Regions from separate parts of the Mus musculus genome. Here region 2 is linked to region 1. Evidence: chromatin loops called from intact Hi-C (ENCODE). Cell type or tissue: left cerebral cortex. All regions are shown on one strand.

Region 1 (8,000 bases):
AGCTCAGATCCTTTATTTTACAGGAAAGTGTTTGGATTATAAAAGAGACTGGCCAAGGTCACCAGCTCTTAATGGTGCAACAATATAAACAGGGGCTCATCTCTGGCCTTTACTAAATGAATATTTGCAATTGGATAAACTAAAGCTGAGAATACTAAATAAACTTAATACATGAAAAGAAGATTATTACATATTGTTTACAGTATGATATGGTAATTTGCACATGATATTGATATCAAATTATAAGATCTACAGCAGGTTCAATACAGCAACATTAAAGTTATTCAGGCTGCCAGTAGAGCTTGTAATTTAATTTCTAGATCTGTACAAAGCAGCTACAGGACCTATAGTGATCTGTACATATCCTTTGATGACAAAGTCACAGGTGTTTCTGATACTCCTTGTTCTGCTTCCTACATTTTCAACTATAGGAAATGTCAAAATTCCACTAGTAGTTAAAATAAGGATGGAATAAAGAAAGGTTAGTGTGGAGAAATAATCTGCTTTTAGTGTGTGCTCTGGGACATCAGTTTAGGACCTCTGTGCTACAACCTGCCTATGACAGTGATGACAGTGCTGTGTCTAAATGGCCTCCTTGGAGACTTGGAACGTAGACATGAAGACGATAACGCTCCTTTTTCAAGGTTGTTGTGTGAGCTTACAATATTGGCGCGAAAAAAAACAGCGTTCACCATCCGGGGATTTTTACTTCTCTGCCTTTGCTGGGGAAAATTCAAATCTCAAAAAAGGGCGGACCCATAAAGATGTTGTACGCCTGCGCAAAGGTGGGGCGAGAAGCCCTGGGAAGAAGGCGGGGCGGGTGACGCGAGTGGCGCAGACTGCTCCCGCGCTGGCTTTGCTCCGGTGCCGGTAGCCTCCCAGGGCCGCTGGCTGCGGGTAGCCTGGTGCGCTGCAATTCAGAGCGCGTGGCCGAGTCCTTCGGGAGGCGCGGGCGGATGTGGAGACGCCTCGGGGTGTTGCTGGCGCTCCTGGGAGCGGGCAGCAGCTCCGCCCCTGTGAGCTCATGGCGTCACCTTCCGCTCTGGCCCCGCCTGCAGCTACCCGCTGTAGCTGGGTTCTAAGTGTCGCAGAGTGTTCGGAGCGGGAAAAGAGATGCTTCTCAGCAAAGGGTGCAATCGCAGTATTCTTTGCCACCCTTAACTACCATGTGTCATGCCGCCACTGCTAGTTAAAGGCCATTTCTCTGGTTTGTGTCCCATCAGCGACCTGGGAGACAGTTCCCAGGGGGCGTGGCCAAGCGACTGAACGGAGTTAGATTTTCATCCGGGCATCCCTAGATGCCGCGGCCATCTTTGTTTTGTGCTGAAACTCGCTATTGACGCCCGCAGACGACCGGGCGTGGGGAAGTGGCAAGATGGCGACTCCCAGAGTGGAGGCGTGGAAGAGCCCTGGTGGGGGGGAGTGCAGGGCGGGGCACTACTGCACCTGACCTGAACTCTACTGTCTCTAGCTTACTGCACAGAGCACCAACTCGCCCGCAAATAGACAACGCACTGGTTTTTAAAGAAGCTTTTAATTCTTTATGAGCTTTGGGTCCTTTAAGAGGCTTGAGACCAGAGTCAAAGACGTGCGAAGGCGGGGAGGAGGGGGAAAGGTGACGTCTTCTGACCCCGCCCCCTCGCCCGATAGCCGCCATGTTTAGTTGTTACTTCTTCACACAAGATGGCGGCTCCCAGGGAGGAGGCATGATCGCCCTGCCGTTACCGCTTCTTCTGCCGTACAATTGTCACTTCGGGTCTTAACTCCTGCTCTTTCGAGCGGCTCCTGTGGGAAGGAGTCTTAAGGAGGGAAGCGAGGATTGGACGCTGCCTTGCGTTTGGTTTGCTGTGGAAGAACTGTCCAGGAAGAAGAGGATAGGTGGGGTGGGGGGGGGAAGAGAAGCTAGTCTCAAGATGGCGGCTCCCAGGGCGGCCGCCACAGCCTGAATAGCAGAGGCGGACTCAAGGGAGAGGTGCAAAACCTCTCGAGCCATACGGGTCGGGGCTTCGAGCAGCAACTGAGAGTTGGAGCCCGTTCCGCCAGCCTCTGACACGCCTTTATTACTTAGGAACGTTGGGGTTCTGCGATCGGTGGTTGTACTAAGTGCTGGGTGGGGAAGCAGGACGGTTTCAAGATGGCGGCTTCCACAATTGTGGTCTGACTGTCGGCGAAGTTGAGACAACCGCGGCATTTGTGGCTCTTTTCCACCCGCCCCGGAAGCCAGCCAGTGCTGGGGACGGGGGGTGTGGGAACCGGGCCGGGGCTCCGCCATTTCCGGCGGGGGAGGGCTACGACTGAGGAAGGGAGGAGAGAGAGGCGGCTCAAGATGGCGGCTCCCAGAGCCTCCTGCTCGAGGTTCTAAGCGGGAACACCCAGGCAAATAGTTAGAGCGACGGCGCTCAGTGGCCTCCAGCTTCTCGGGAATAGGTGCTCTGCAGTTCTGAGAAGCTTTTAAGGATACGAGCTGAGTGAGAAGGGGGGGAAGAGCCAAAGGAAGGAGGATAGTTAAGATGGCGGCCTCCATGGAGTCGTCCACCGCTGTGTAAGGAGCCGCTTCTTCGTGAGAGCTGCCTTAGACGAAAGGGGGTGTGTGAAGAATTAAGGGTATCCTCCCATTCAGTGACCTCTTCCCACTGCATCCTTAACCGGAACTATGGCTTCGGCTGTGTCTCCCGCAAACTTGCCAGCGGTGCTTCTGCAGCCCCGCTGGAAACGGGTGGTGGGCTGGTCGGGTCCCGTGCCCCGACCCCGCCACGGCCACCGTGCAGTGGCTATCAAGGAGCTTATAGTGGTGTTTGGCGGCGGCAACGAGGGGATAGTGGACGAACTACACGTGTACAACACTGGTAAGTGCTACCGCCCTGGGTTTCTCAAAGTCTTCCCTCCATCTCTCTCCTAACCCTTCTTTTCCCTATCTTCTCTTTTCCTATCTCACTCCCCTGATGTGTTTTCCTTCTCTCTTTGCACTTATTGCCATCTTTGCTTTCTCCCTGATTTTTCAACCCCCGTTCTTACACCCCCGTACTCTTCTGTGTTTAAAGGTTGCATTTCGGTACTTAGAGAAACCCTCTACTCCGACTGGTGAGGGGGAGGGGATGTCGCGGGCGACAGTGACTTCAGACGTACACCGTTACCCAGTGGGCTGGGGCTGGCGCGGCAGCGGATGTGTTCTCTTGGCGCAGGCGGAATCCTCCCCCCTCCTGCGATAGTCCTCATCTCCAGCGCCCATGCTCGTTCGGGAGAAAAGATAATATTTAGATCACAGATCCGTTCTCTACACCCAGAAAAAAAGAGGGAAGCATTCTTTAAGGTGCAGGCTTTTAACAGACTAATGAGACCCTCGTGGCAAATACGAATGGCATGATGACTATACTGCCCCCCCCTACACACACATGGGGGTATTGTACCAGTTGTGAATTTTTGTAGTTTTTTTTTCCTTCAAATTATTTCTTTTCCTAATCTGGTGCCTTAACAATTGAGTTCCCCCACCCCGCCCCCCATAGCAGACTGGAGGGCTCAGTGTGTCTTTTGTGTGTGTGTGTGTGTGTGTGTGTGTGTGTGTGTGTGTGAGAGAGAGAGAGAGAGAGAGAGAGAGAGAGAGAGAGAGAGAGATTGAAGGGGTTAACTAGTGCCTCCTTCCCCAAACCCAAGCCCTTGCAAATTGGGAGGAGCCTATCTGCAGGTATAGCTGATCTAAAGCCTGGCCTCTGTCCCCTCCCTTATGGGAGCCACATGTTGTTCCTTGCTTGCTTCCCTTGCTCTGTCTTTAGGGCAGAAAGCTTTGAGTCCTTCTCTGGTAGCCTCTTGGCACTTTCTGCACATGTAGTACGGGGGATTGGCCTGAGTCGCCGGTTGACTGCCCAAGAGCCTTCAGGACCTTTTCCTTGCCCTAAGGGAAAAGAAGTGCTGGGGCTTGCCAAAGCTGAAAGTATGTGCCAGTTGTGTCCAGGTGAGAGCCAGCCCCCTTGCCTCTGGTAGACTAGAAGCTTCCCTCTGCTGCAGTAGGTGCAGCCTGCAGTGCTTCCTCCCTTGCCAGCTCCTTAGCCTCTTCCGTGCACCCTCATCCTTTCTGGGCCCCTGCGGTCCCAGGCACCTCCTCTTCATTTGAGGGCAGGACCAAGTGTGAAGCAATTGACCCCACCCTCCATCTCACACACTCCACACTGAGGAGGCAGAAAGTAGGCAGGAGATCGTGGTCTGGGGTAGTTCATGGAACAAGAATTGGAGCCAGACTCTCCTGGCAGCTTCTCAGCACCTCCCCTGCCAGGCTGAGTATACAGGCCTGCCTCTGCACCTCTGAACTATTCCCCCTCCCAAGTTGACTCTGAAAGACTGGTGGGTTCAACCCTCTTGAGTTCCTTGTCTCTCCACACCTGTTGCCTGCAGGGAGCTGGGCTTTTCTCAGGGCCTCTGCAGAAAGGGGGGTGGGAAGGTTGGTGATGCTTATGTCAGCCCAGGCAGCTGTGGTGGCAGAAATTAGCCCAGTAAGGTAAGGCTAAGGGCAGGGGTACAACTTGTGTAGTAGTAGAGCTGTTTTTAGAGATGTCTTCCACAGGAGCAGCAGCAACACCTTCTCCATTTCCTGGACCACCTTTCTTCTACTAAGGCCCGGAGCAGACTTTCTGGCAGGGAAATACAATTTTAGAAAGTAGGGCAGGGGCCTAATTACAGTCAGCTCCAAAGTCCATTGCAGGCCTATGTCTTAGCTTCCTGGGACCTCTACATATTCATTAGTTTACTGAAAACAATTGACCACTTTGGTGTTAATTTGTTACCATTTTGCAGAGGTTGGATGTTAGAAGGTAACCAGGTTTCTAAAAAGTCAAGTTCCCTTACAACAAAGGCCTAGAATCCTCCAAAACAAAGTTTTCAAATTGTTCTGATCAAGTTTTAGGTGGCTTGAGAGAGCAACTAGCAGACCCTGCTATACCCTCTTCTTCACCTTAATAGGTGTACCCCTTGTGTTGATGGTGACAGGGTCTCGTGTATTTGGCAGGCTCAGAGTTCTAACAGTTCTTGTGCTATTCTGGCTGCCCATCCTTCATTACAACTGCCTCTTTTGCTTACCTTCGTTTTGTTTTCAAAGAGGCCTAAGTTCATAATCTGTTCATGCCTCTGCCTATAGCCCTTTGCTTTTGTGGGATCAGTACTTACCCCTTTAAAGAGTATGCTCTTCTAGAAACTCCTCTTTTCCTCTTTGAAAGAGGAAAGAGATTCAGGGTGTGTGTGCACTTGGCTGTATTGGTCAGCTCTTCAGTTTGCAAGGGGTGGAGTATAATTCACCCAGGGGTTACCCAATGGAATTACTGGGTTTGTGTGTGCTAGAGAGTGCATGCATACATGACTTTGCCCCTTTAGAGGCAGTCACCATGGGGGCTGAGAGACCCTTCACTGGCTTTTGGTAGGTCTTGGGGTTGCAACTGCCTGTGAAGGAATTTTATTTCCATGAGGCAATTCAGATTACTCAAGAGGCCTCAAGCTCGAGGATCCATACAGGCTGAGGTGAAATGTGCTGTGTTGAAGCTGGGTGTGTATGGTCCCTCTTCCAGGCTGTTTTTGCCTTGGTGGATATTGGAAGTAACCACCCCCACCCCCCAGGGTTGGGTGTGGATCAGAGCCTTGAGCAAGTTCTGTACCACTGAGCCACATCTCCAATCCCTCCATAGACTGGAGGGGGGGGGCGGTTTACAAAATATCTAATGGGACTTCCTACTTATAAGGAAATTGGAGTCTAAGAGGGGAAGTGACAAGTCCAAACTAGGACACTGCACTGGCTACTAGTAGAAGTGGGCCAGAGTGTGAACCTTAATAGACTTAGAAACACATCCATTTACCTCTGTCCATATACCTAAATTTTATTAATTCAAATGGGTATCACATCTGTTCCCCTGTCTATTTCAGGCCCTCCTTAACAGGCTCACTTCCTTATTGGTTAGTTTTGCTGATTAGGAAATAGCCTACTTACTCTTCAAAGCTCTGTCTTAAATGTTTTCTACTCAGAGAAACCTCCTTCAGTTATGTCCTTTGTCACCCTTGCTCTGCTCCCAAGGGTTGGGCATGGTTCCAGGCTCTTTCAGCTTTTCTTCCTATCAGTGGAGAGGTTCACAGCCTACCTACCAGATGGGAAATAGGAGGTCTGGGCCTTCTTTGTGCCTTCCAGCATGGGGCCTGCCTCATCGGAAATGATTTTGGTATAACCAATCACACTGAAAGGAAAATAATTTCTTGAACTGCACCGTGTTCTTTGCTTCATGGGTGTTATCAGTCTATATGGTGATGGGGAGACAAGCTACAAATGACGTTGGACTGAAGAAAGGGAAGGTAAAAAAGTATCTTGAGCTGGAGCCTGAAGACAGGTGGACTCCTTTCCTCAAATTCCCCTCTTCTGATGAGGGTCAGGCTAGAGGGCCAGGGACATGCCTAGGTATATCAACAATGAGGGACCCAAGGATTGGGTTACATGATACCCCACTGGGTGTTTGAGGGCAAGGGAGAGCAGCTGTTAGATTTACAAGGTAGACAGAGAAATTCACATACTTCCACACTTGTAGGGCGTAAAATGGGGATTTGTAGGTGAGATGAGATGGTATGTTATCTCCATACCAAGAGTTTTACTCCCTAACAGACTCTTGATGGAAGTTGGGAAGGGCTGCTTCTGCCTTACCAGAAGAAGAGACATTCTAGAGCCAGATTAGGTCCTCTTAGGTCTCAATAGGAGAAGCTGCTAATCTGGGAGGCTCAAGAACATCATAGTTAACTTCTGGCCTGGTCGTTTGGGTCAGAGGATCAGCATGATAGGAAAGCTGTGGGCAAGCTAATCCCATTTGCCATTTAACTTTTACTCAAGACTCCCTACCTGTTGCTTTAACACAAGGGTTTTTAGCTGAGTGAGGGACTGCCCATATATGTGACAGATAATGAATCAGTGGATTTTATTCTGAATTCAGGTGAGTTTCCCTTCGTGTGTGTGTGTGTGTGTGTGTGTGTGTGTGTGTGTGTGTGTGTGTGTTTTGAAACAGGGTCTTTTATAACCCAGGCTCACCTTCAACTCCTGATCTTCCTGCTTCCACCTTTCAAGGCCTAGGATTACAGGTAACTGGGGACTGGATTGAGGCTGCCTCAGAGGTTTCCTGTTAGCTTTTCTTTTGTAATTTGGATGAAACTCCTTCCATGGATTATTTACTTGTGCAAAGTTGATTTACCTCAGTATTGGAAGCTCCTACATTTCTTGATTCATGTTTACACTAGGAGTAAGGACATAGGTCAAGAGCCAACGTTTGGATGTGTGGGCACATGCGTGCATGCATGTCCACAAGCAGTACAAGCTGCATCACTCCAGCAGAAAAATGGCAGAGAGGATGGGGACTATAGTATTGTCTTTAGTGACTCAGCTAAACCACTGAGGAGTCTTAAGAGCTAGCTGGTTGTTCCAGGTGCACCTGGGGAGACCCTCCTCCCTAAAGCAAGGCAGGGCACAGTTGTTGCCTATATGGCCTTAGAGTTGAGAAACAGGATTTTACAAATGGTGTCTGAGGAGAGAACTTTGTCCTCGAATGCATCTAAATAAAGGGAGCAGAAAAAGCAAAACAAGCAGTTTCCCTCTTTCTCAGTACATTGGTCTCCAAATCAAACATCTATTTCTTGTAGAGATACACCTTTTCCCCTGCATGGACAATATGGCTGAGAAGCAGATTAACAACTTAGACTGGTCCACAAAAGCCTCCTGTGTCCCCTCCTCCAAAACAACCTGACTTCCCATCTACTTCTTGGAGGGGGGCTGGTCTTGACTTTGAAGCCTTTCCTCACAGTAGCTGCAGCCTCCTTCTCCAGATCCAGGACTTGAAATCCTTCCTACTTCCTTCTCAGATCTCACCTGACTGACATGCAGCAGGTCTGCCTCTGGGCCCTGGTCTTAGATTTTGGGGACGAACAAACGGACTGACTGAGCACTTATCCTTTAAATGTGTGGCATGGTAAAAGGATGTGTTTGCCTATAACAT
Region 2 (8,000 bases), 310 kb before region 1:
GCGCTGGCAGAATGAGGTAGGGGTGATAGATTCCATGGCAGAGGGGATGGTGCAAATGCCTTTTAGCAAGACGCAGTGGCTTCTGTCGTCTCTAGAATGTGATTCTGCTTGGAGACTTCAATGCAGACTGTGCATCGCTGACAAAAAAACGTCTGAAAAGCCTGCTACTCCGGACTAAGGCAGGCTTCCACTGGGTGATTCCTGATGGGGAGGATACTACAGTGCGGGCCAGTACTAACTGTACCTATGACCGAATTGTGGTGCATGGACAGGGCTGCCAAATGCTGCTGAAGGCTGCAGCTACCTTTGACTTTCCCAAGAGGTTTCAGCTGACTGAGGAAGAGGTAGAGAAGCTGGGTGGGCAAAATGGCTGAGGGCAGAATTGTGGAGGTGAGCCAGATACTGACACTTCATTTTGTTCTCTCCTCAGGCTCTCCGCATCAGTGACCATTATCCTGTAGAAGTGGAACTGAGCCAGGCCACTCCACTGAGTATCCCACCCCACTACTTAGCCGCTCTACTGCTGTCACTCCTGCCATCTCAGCTGGACTAGATAGCCATTGACTTGACCAGGGCACTGGTAGTCTCAGATGTGAAAGTCAATGACAGCTTTTTTAAATAGCTGCTTGCTATTCTGAGAAAGCTAGGGCTGGGAGTATAACTCAGCAACAAGTGCCTTGGGCTTGAATCCTGTTGGGTAGACAGGACTTCACCTGAGGTAGTTAGGAACAAAGCTCCAGTAGAAATGGGCTCAGATCATACCTAAGATTTCTGCAACTGATACAAATGAGCTCATACTGGAAAAACCTTAGGTCTAAGTAATCTTGCTTCTCCATGCACTATACTACATGGCTCTGCCAGTGTTGTCAGGTTTAAAATATTCAATAAAATCATTTTAACCTTTTGCATGTATGCTTAATTCAATAAGCTGTCCCAATTGACCAAATTTAAAACCTCATGGTATTTAAGAATCAGAAACAAAAACATAAGCGAACTTGATGCGAGATTTTATTATTGAACGATTTGGTAGGGTATAGGAGAACTATTGAAGCCTTCAGGAATGCAGGGCTCTCCACTTGTCCAGAGGACCACGATTGGGGATATATTTGACACCACAGCCATCAGGAATGAGCCGCTTCTCAGCAACCATGTCTTCAAATTCATCTGCATTAAACTTGGTGAAGCCCCACTTCTTTGAGATGTGGATCTAGAAGGAAATAGAAAATAACAAACTCAGCAAGGAGGACCAGAGCAAGAAAACAGAAGAACTTAAATACCACTACCTACCTTCTGGCGGCCAGGGAACTTGAACTTGGCTCTTCGCAGAGCCTCAATCACATGTTCCTTGTTCTGCAACTTGGTTCGGATGGACATGATGACCTGGCCAATGTGAACCCTGGCCACTGTGCCCTGGGGCTTCCCAAAGGCACCACGCATCCCTGTCTGGAGCCTAGATCAGGGACAACATTGTGATCAGAGGCCTGATTACCAACTGCCAGAAAATTGTCTCCAAGGTCCCTTGAGGCAGCCCATATAGATAATAGGCTACATACACTACCAAGGAGGCTGCTGTTTGCAACCATTGCACACCAAAGTCCCCATGGGAAAAGGGGACTTGGTCGGCTTAATTAGCTGCACAAAAAATCAAAGAAATCCCTAAAAATACTGCTGGACAGTGGTGGTTTTTAATCACTTGGGAGGCAGAGGCAGGCAGATCTCAGATATGCCTGGTGTACATTAAGTTCCCGGACAGCCAGGGATACAGAGAAACCCTGTCTCAAAACCAAATAAAACACCAGCTTACCTGTCAGCCCCAGCACAGGACAACATCTTGTTGATACGGATGACATGGAAAGGGTGGAGCCTCACTCGGATATGAAAGCCATCCTTGCCACAACTCTTTACCATGTATTTGTTGGCACAAATACGGGCAGCCTCCAGTGCTGAATGGGGAAATAACAGCAGTGAAACAGGGTGTCAGGACATTGAATAAATTATAATATATAATCCACAAGTACACAAGAAATGCCAATTAACACACCGGGCATGGTGGTCCATGCCTTTAATCCCAGCACTTGGGAGGTGGATTTCTGAGTTTGAGGCCAGCCTGGTCTACAAAGTGAGTTCCAGGACAGCCAAGGCTACAGAGAAACCGTCTCGAAAAACCAAAAAAAAAAAAAAAAAGAGCCAATTAACAAATGGGAGCTGTCTCACCTTCAGAAGAGAGTTGCTCATATTCATCTGACACCATATGGCCACAAAGTGGGAATTCATCAACTTTTGCTTTCTTCCGTCCCAAATCAAAGATTCGGATCTTAGCATCTGAAAAACACGTGGTTTAAAGTTCTCGAGAAGTGGGGAATAGACAAACACCGATCCAGTTCGAAGTTTGTCACTACTTACCAGGGACACCACGGCAGAAACGAGACTTTGGGTATGGCTTGTTCTTACAATACCGGTAACTATAGAAGGAAGGAAACTCAGGTGTGATTAATGGTGACAACAGGACTAAACCAGCTCTGAATCCAGTTTCCATTCAGGGTAACTGATTCTAAGGCAACTTGTTGTTAAACAATTACACAAATTATAAAACAGAAAAAGAATCATGCACTAGCATCACCCTCTAACCAGAGTTGGGTGAGATATCACAATTTTCCTAGCATGTGACAGAAGACCCGCCTTAGCCACGTTAAGAGAATATGGCGTCCTCTTCAGGACACGCGTTTAGGCGGCGCCTACGGACTGGTCAGCCCTTGGTGTCCTGTTAAAAACCACAAAGCTCAAGGCCGGAAATAAAAGACGGACGCAAAAGTGACCAAGAAGGCCTGGTAGGCGTTGTAAAAAGGCTCATTTGCGACGCAGAGGATTGGATGCACACGGACATGCTAGTTCTACCCAAGCGCTTTAGTATTGGGTAACGCCACCCACAGCCTCAAAATAAAGGTCCCAGTAAAGTATTAAAGAAAACCCGAAGTCAGTCTTTACTTCAGGGTCTCTAAGTGGCAGAGAGTCCACCCATAAAAAAAAAGTCTTTCGAAAGAAATGCATTTTTCCCTCAGTTTTCACAGTAGGAAGATTGCATGGGTTCAGCACTCACCACCGGGCGGGGCGGCGGCCCATGATGACAATAGGATCGTCGGTGGCTGTAATGAAACAGTCAAAGAATACAGACACAGAATAAGTGTAAAAAAAATCCCAAAGAAAAATTACGAGACCATCGTAAAAAACCGTGACCGAACTCACTCACCGCGCCAGAGGAAAAGAGACGCTCCCACGCCTGCTCACGCCTTATATAGGCGGCCTATCTTCCACTGTAACAACCATAGAGTTACAGCCAGGGGGTGGTGTCGACGCTCTATCAGACGCTAAGATCATAGATGCAGCGCTGCTCTGCGCATGTGTACCAGGCGGGACCGAACGAAGCACAGAGCTTATTGGTGACTGGATACCGGAATAGGGAACTGCATGCTGGCGAATGGGATTTCGACACATAGGCAAGAGAAACCAGCTTCCGCCTGGCCATATTGGGCGGAGAGCCATTGACAGGTTTTGCTATTACGTATGATTGCCAATATTCTAAGACTTGAAAAGGGGAGTCTTTCTCAGTGGAACTGGACCGTCACGGAGGTGTTCCTTTGCTTACAGGGCTCTAGAGTGCTGGTTCAGGCCTTCCTCAAGGCTACAGGAAATGGCGCGAACGTTCCATGGTAGGGACTCCGAAGTTCCTTTGTCACCCGGGAGGTTGGAGACCCACCCACAAAGCTGACGTCTAAGAGCCAACAAAGAGCACCATGATAGGTGCTTGATTGCTTTCAGGAGACCAATTAAAATCTCCCTTAGAGGAAAAAAATCTCCGTTAGGCGCTCACTGTCCTCCTCGCTAGTTGGGCCCGCCCCACTCTAATTCTCAGGAAAAGACGTGTTCTTAGGGAGACTGGAGACTGGGCAAAGACGATGGCGATATCATTACTTCCTACTAGCCCCAGGAGGGTCGCGGTGCTGTGGGCCACGCCCTAGTAGGAGAGTCGGAGTTCCTTTGCCCCAGATTCCGAGAGAAAAACTAGGTGTAGCACACCTCTTCTTTTCACTATGAAGAATTCAAAATGTACATCTGGGTGTGTCTAGAAGGATTGGCAGCTAACCACTAACTACTCTCCCATATAAGGTTACAATCTAGGGAGGCACCAGAACGGGAACACTGTTCTGATCTAGGAGCACGTGTCTGAGCATCATCAGTCACTCAGACTCTATGAATTTGTGCCTCTTGTGTCACTTAGGGAGACATGATAGGAACAAAAGTATAGGGACCAAGGGCCTTCCCTCCCAACATCCCATGGTGCCGCTCCCTGGTTACATGTGCCCAGCTTGTTCCAGCACATTTAAGATTCCCAGCCACAAACCAGAGCTACTAGATTGCTTCTGCCAAATAGCTTCCCTGTGACACTTATCCAGTTCCTGGAGGCTTCACAAATTGATATCTATCCTCTGAAAACAGTTCTGTCCTGCCAGTCCTCTCCACCTGATTGGTATTTGTGCAGTTGTGGAGGTGGCTGTTTCTTTAGCTGGAGAGAGATAAATGAGAATAGTCTATATATTTTGACCACCTTTTCTTATCTTTCTTTTTGGTTTTTCAAGACAGGGTTTCTCCATTTTGCAAATGTACCACATTTTTCTTCATTTTGTTTGTTTGTTTGTTGAGAAAGGGTTTCTCTGTGTAGTCTTGACTGTCCTGGAACTCTGTAGACCAGGCTGGCCTGGAACTCAGAAATCCGACTGCCTCTGCCTCCCAAGTGCTGGGATTAAAGGTGTGTGCCACCACGCCCGGCTTTGACCACCTTTTCAATTAAACATTTATTTCTTCAGACAGGATCTGAGTGTGTCAGCCCCGGTGACCTGAAACTCACTTATGTAGATCAGGATGGCCTTCAGCAAACAGAGATCCACATACCTATGTGTGCAGATCTAAGACCTGTGCCACCACAGCCAGCCATGCATTTATATTCGTATGAGTGTTTTGCATGCAAGCATGCAAGTGTACAGCATACATTTCTGAAGCTGGCAGAAGCCAGAAGAGGGTGTCAGATCCCCTAGAACCGGAGTTACTGACAGTTGTGAGCCTCCCTGTGGGTACTAGGAATCAATCTCAGATCCTCTGCAAGAACTAGTTCTCTTACAGCTAACCCATCTCTTCAGCCCTTACATGTATTTACTTTATGTGTATAAATGTTTGAAACTGCATGGCCCTGCTTTGTAAGTCTTGATCCCCAGGAGCACAGTCTCCCAGGCCTTCCCTGTATGAGGATGTTTGTACTACATGAGATATGCTTTCAGCCAGTGTACAGGGCAGAGTGTCCTTCAGCTCTTTGAGATACAGCCAGGCTCAGTACACACACACACACACACACACACACACACACACACACACACACTCAGTGTTGTTTTGTCTTCCAGAGCTACTTTTCCCATACTTTGATTAGAAGGTAGAGAATAAGGTGATAGCAAGTACCCAGGCTTCTCCTGTCTGGGATGGTCTCAGAGAACCAGGGTCAGGGGTTTGGATTGCCCTCTCACATTTTGCTTGGTGCCTTTGCCGTGGGATTCCTTCATGGGCCTCTCTGTAAATAGGCATGGTCTTGACCTATTTACAGGTGCTAGCTGGCACTGGGTTCATGTACCCATCCTGGCTTATCAGTTGTTCCCTCTTACTCTAATTTCCCCATCTGGGTCCCCAGTAGAGATGGAGCCACATAGAACATAATGGCCAGGCTCTCAGAGAACAGGGTCTTCAGAAACTGTTCCCAAGCCGGGTGTGGTGGCGCACGCCTTTAATCCCAGCACTCGGGAGGCAGAGGCAGGCGGATTTCTGAGTTCGAGGCCAGCCTGGTCTACAAAGTGAGCTCCAGGACAGCCAGGGCTATACAGAGAAACCCTGTCTCAAAAAACCAAAAAAAAAAAGAAACTGTTCCCAATATGTCCCTAGGCACAGGTAGGACCCTAAGGATCCTGGTGAGATATAAATGCTGTGACCCCACTGCTTCAGGGAGCTCTGCTGAAGGCATTGTCCCCCTTTCCTTATGGGAGTGGGTGGGGTTTTGAGCAGAGTGCTGGGCTGTCAGGCTGACTAAGGGAGGAGAAATGGTCAGCTGGGCCTGCCCCCTTGTAGTGAGAATTTTCATTTCTTTAAAACCCCAGTTATGTTATGCAAATATGGTTTGGTTTTGTTTTTATTGGATATTTTATTTATTTACACTTCAAATGTTATCCCCTTTGCGGATATCAACCGATATGGTTTTGCTTTAATCCCAGGTATAGGATAGGGGGCTGCTTAGAATTGCCCACAGCTACTAACTAGAATTGTCTTGTGCTCTAGGAGGGGCATGATTTTTGAAGATAGTATATATAGTATATGCTTGGGACTCTGAAGACTCTTGAGAGGGTATAAGTGCAAGAGCCCCAAGCAGGTTGTGGTGGCTGCCGCGCTCCCCGTGCTGCTGCTGCTGCTGCTGCTGCTGCTGCTGCTGCTGCTGCTGCTGCTGCTGCTTTTTCTATTGCTATGGCTATCTATGGCTATGGCTGCTGCTATGGATTGCTGGATTGCTGGTTGGAGATACCCTAATGAGACAGCTTCCCCTTCTACATAGCTAGCATTGGCTTGCCCCAAGGAGCCTGACACTCATAATCAGCAGGAAGTAGTCTGAAGATGTCTATGCCCTCTTTCCCCTCTAACTCTCTTTCTCTCCCATCTAGTACTGGGGGGCTGGAAGGGTGGTAAATATAAAAACCTAATAAAGTAGCCCAAAGAAATACACCTCAACCCCTGCTTTGCCCTGCCCTGAGTCCGGCCTGAACTTGCAGTCTCTGGGCCCTGCTTCCAGCTGGAGTTAACAAACCCATTTCCCTTCTTGGTCTCACTGGGTGGGAGGACAGGCTATGGAGGGCATTTAGCCACGTGACCTTGACTTCTGTGACCTAGGCTTCTGGTGCCTGTTGGCCAACAGAGCCAGGGCATAGCATCATTTGTGGTTGCACATTTCCACCCCACTGCAGATTCTAGGCCATGTGGCCTGGCTGGGCAGTCAGCTGAGGAGGTCACAAAGATGCACCTGGCCTGCTTCTTCCTGGTAGCCTCCAAAAACTCCTGTATTTCCTGTATGGCTGGGTCTTTTCCAGAATGGAATAAGTGGGGCTAGAGAGATGGCTCAGTGTTTGAGAGCACTTGCTTCTCTTCCACAAGACCCAGAATTGATTGATACCCAGCATCCATATTATGGTGGCTCACAACCCAGACCCAGGAGAGCCAATGCCCCATTCAGGCTTCTGTAGGCACCAGGCATGGATGTGGTGCACAGACATATGCAGGCAGATACTTATACACATAAAATAGCTCATTCTTTTTAAAGGACCCATTTGGGATGGTAGGCATACTTGTGGGTGTCATATGCCTGGCTCCTGACCAGTGTGGGGCACCCATCTCTTTTCCTTTTGCCTCCCTGGCCATATATCTTCCAGTTCACTGCCTGGAGCCTCTGACCAGGTATACTCAGAAGCCTGTCCCATCCGCAGTCAGACGTCTTCTGCTCACCACCACCCCTACAGCCCAGGTGTCTTAGCACCCTGTATAGGATTTAGAGGCAAGGAGACAGGGACCCCTGCTTAACCCAACTCAGCCTTGGACAGTGACTCCCCTGAGTAACTTTGCCAGGCATTGGCTTGAGAAGAGGATGTGAAGGGGAGCCTGTGTAGGCAGAACTGGTGCCAGGACTGGGTAAGAGGCTCTGGGTGATTTCAGGGCATGGGTGTCCAGGGTGCAGAATCCTAGCTATGTAGAAGGGGAAGCTGTCTCATTCCTCCTCTGTTAGAGCTGTGCCTCTTTGGACTTGCCTTTGCTACCTTTTGTCCCCTGTGCAGGTGGGCAGCTTCTGAAGGCTCCCAGAGTGTTGGCCCCTCCTCTCTATCCTGGCTGTTGAACAACAATAATACCAATGGACTAAGGGAAGGACT

The links. A loop is a pair of places that touch in the nucleus more often than their neighbours do. Peaks named below come from ENCODE experiments on the same cell type or tissue, not always from the same donor. Only the 100,000 strongest peaks of a DNase experiment are listed, where the experiment ranks them.
Region 2: a loop joins it to region 1, with 11 times the contacts of the local background. A loop is called at or near these places in 3 of 42 quality-filtered maps.

Annotation. Positions count from the first base shown.
Region 1 is chrX:73,960,657-73,968,656 of GRCm38, reverse strand. Hcfc1 (host cell factor C1) reads left to right here and starts at 2,300. Exons shown (of 26, transcript NM_008224.4): 1 at 2,300-2,846. The coding sequence starts at 2,654. In left cerebral cortex, no CTCF peak of the experiment used is centred here; DNase peaks (open chromatin) are centred at 2,223, 3,127, 3,923, 4,210 and 4 more places; H3K4me3 peaks cover 3,752 bases; H3K27ac peaks cover 3,206 bases.
Region 2 is chrX:74,266,122-74,274,121 of GRCm38, reverse strand. It overlaps Rpl10 (ribosomal protein L10), which reads right to left and starts at 3,306. Exons shown (of 7, transcript NM_052835.3): 1 at 3,248-3,306; 2 at 3,098-3,143; 3 at 2,404-2,462; 4 at 2,215-2,322; 5 at 1,805-1,943; 6 at 1,288-1,450; 7 at 987-1,207. The coding sequence starts at 3,120. The coding sequence ends at 1,055. Dnase1l1 (deoxyribonuclease 1-like 1) reads left to right here. Exons shown (of 8, transcript NM_027109.3): 6 at 1-16; 7 at 96-344; 8 at 431-905. The coding sequence ends at 553. It overlaps Snora70 (small nucleolar RNA, H/ACA box 70), which reads right to left and starts at 1,630; the gene lies at 1,502-1,630. Mir7091 (microRNA 7091) reads left to right here and starts at 17; the gene lies at 17-95. In left cerebral cortex, a CTCF peak has its summit at 3,338; DNase peaks (open chromatin) are centred at 2,845, 3,436 and 3,773; H3K4me3 peaks cover 2,411 bases; H3K27ac peaks cover 2,132 bases.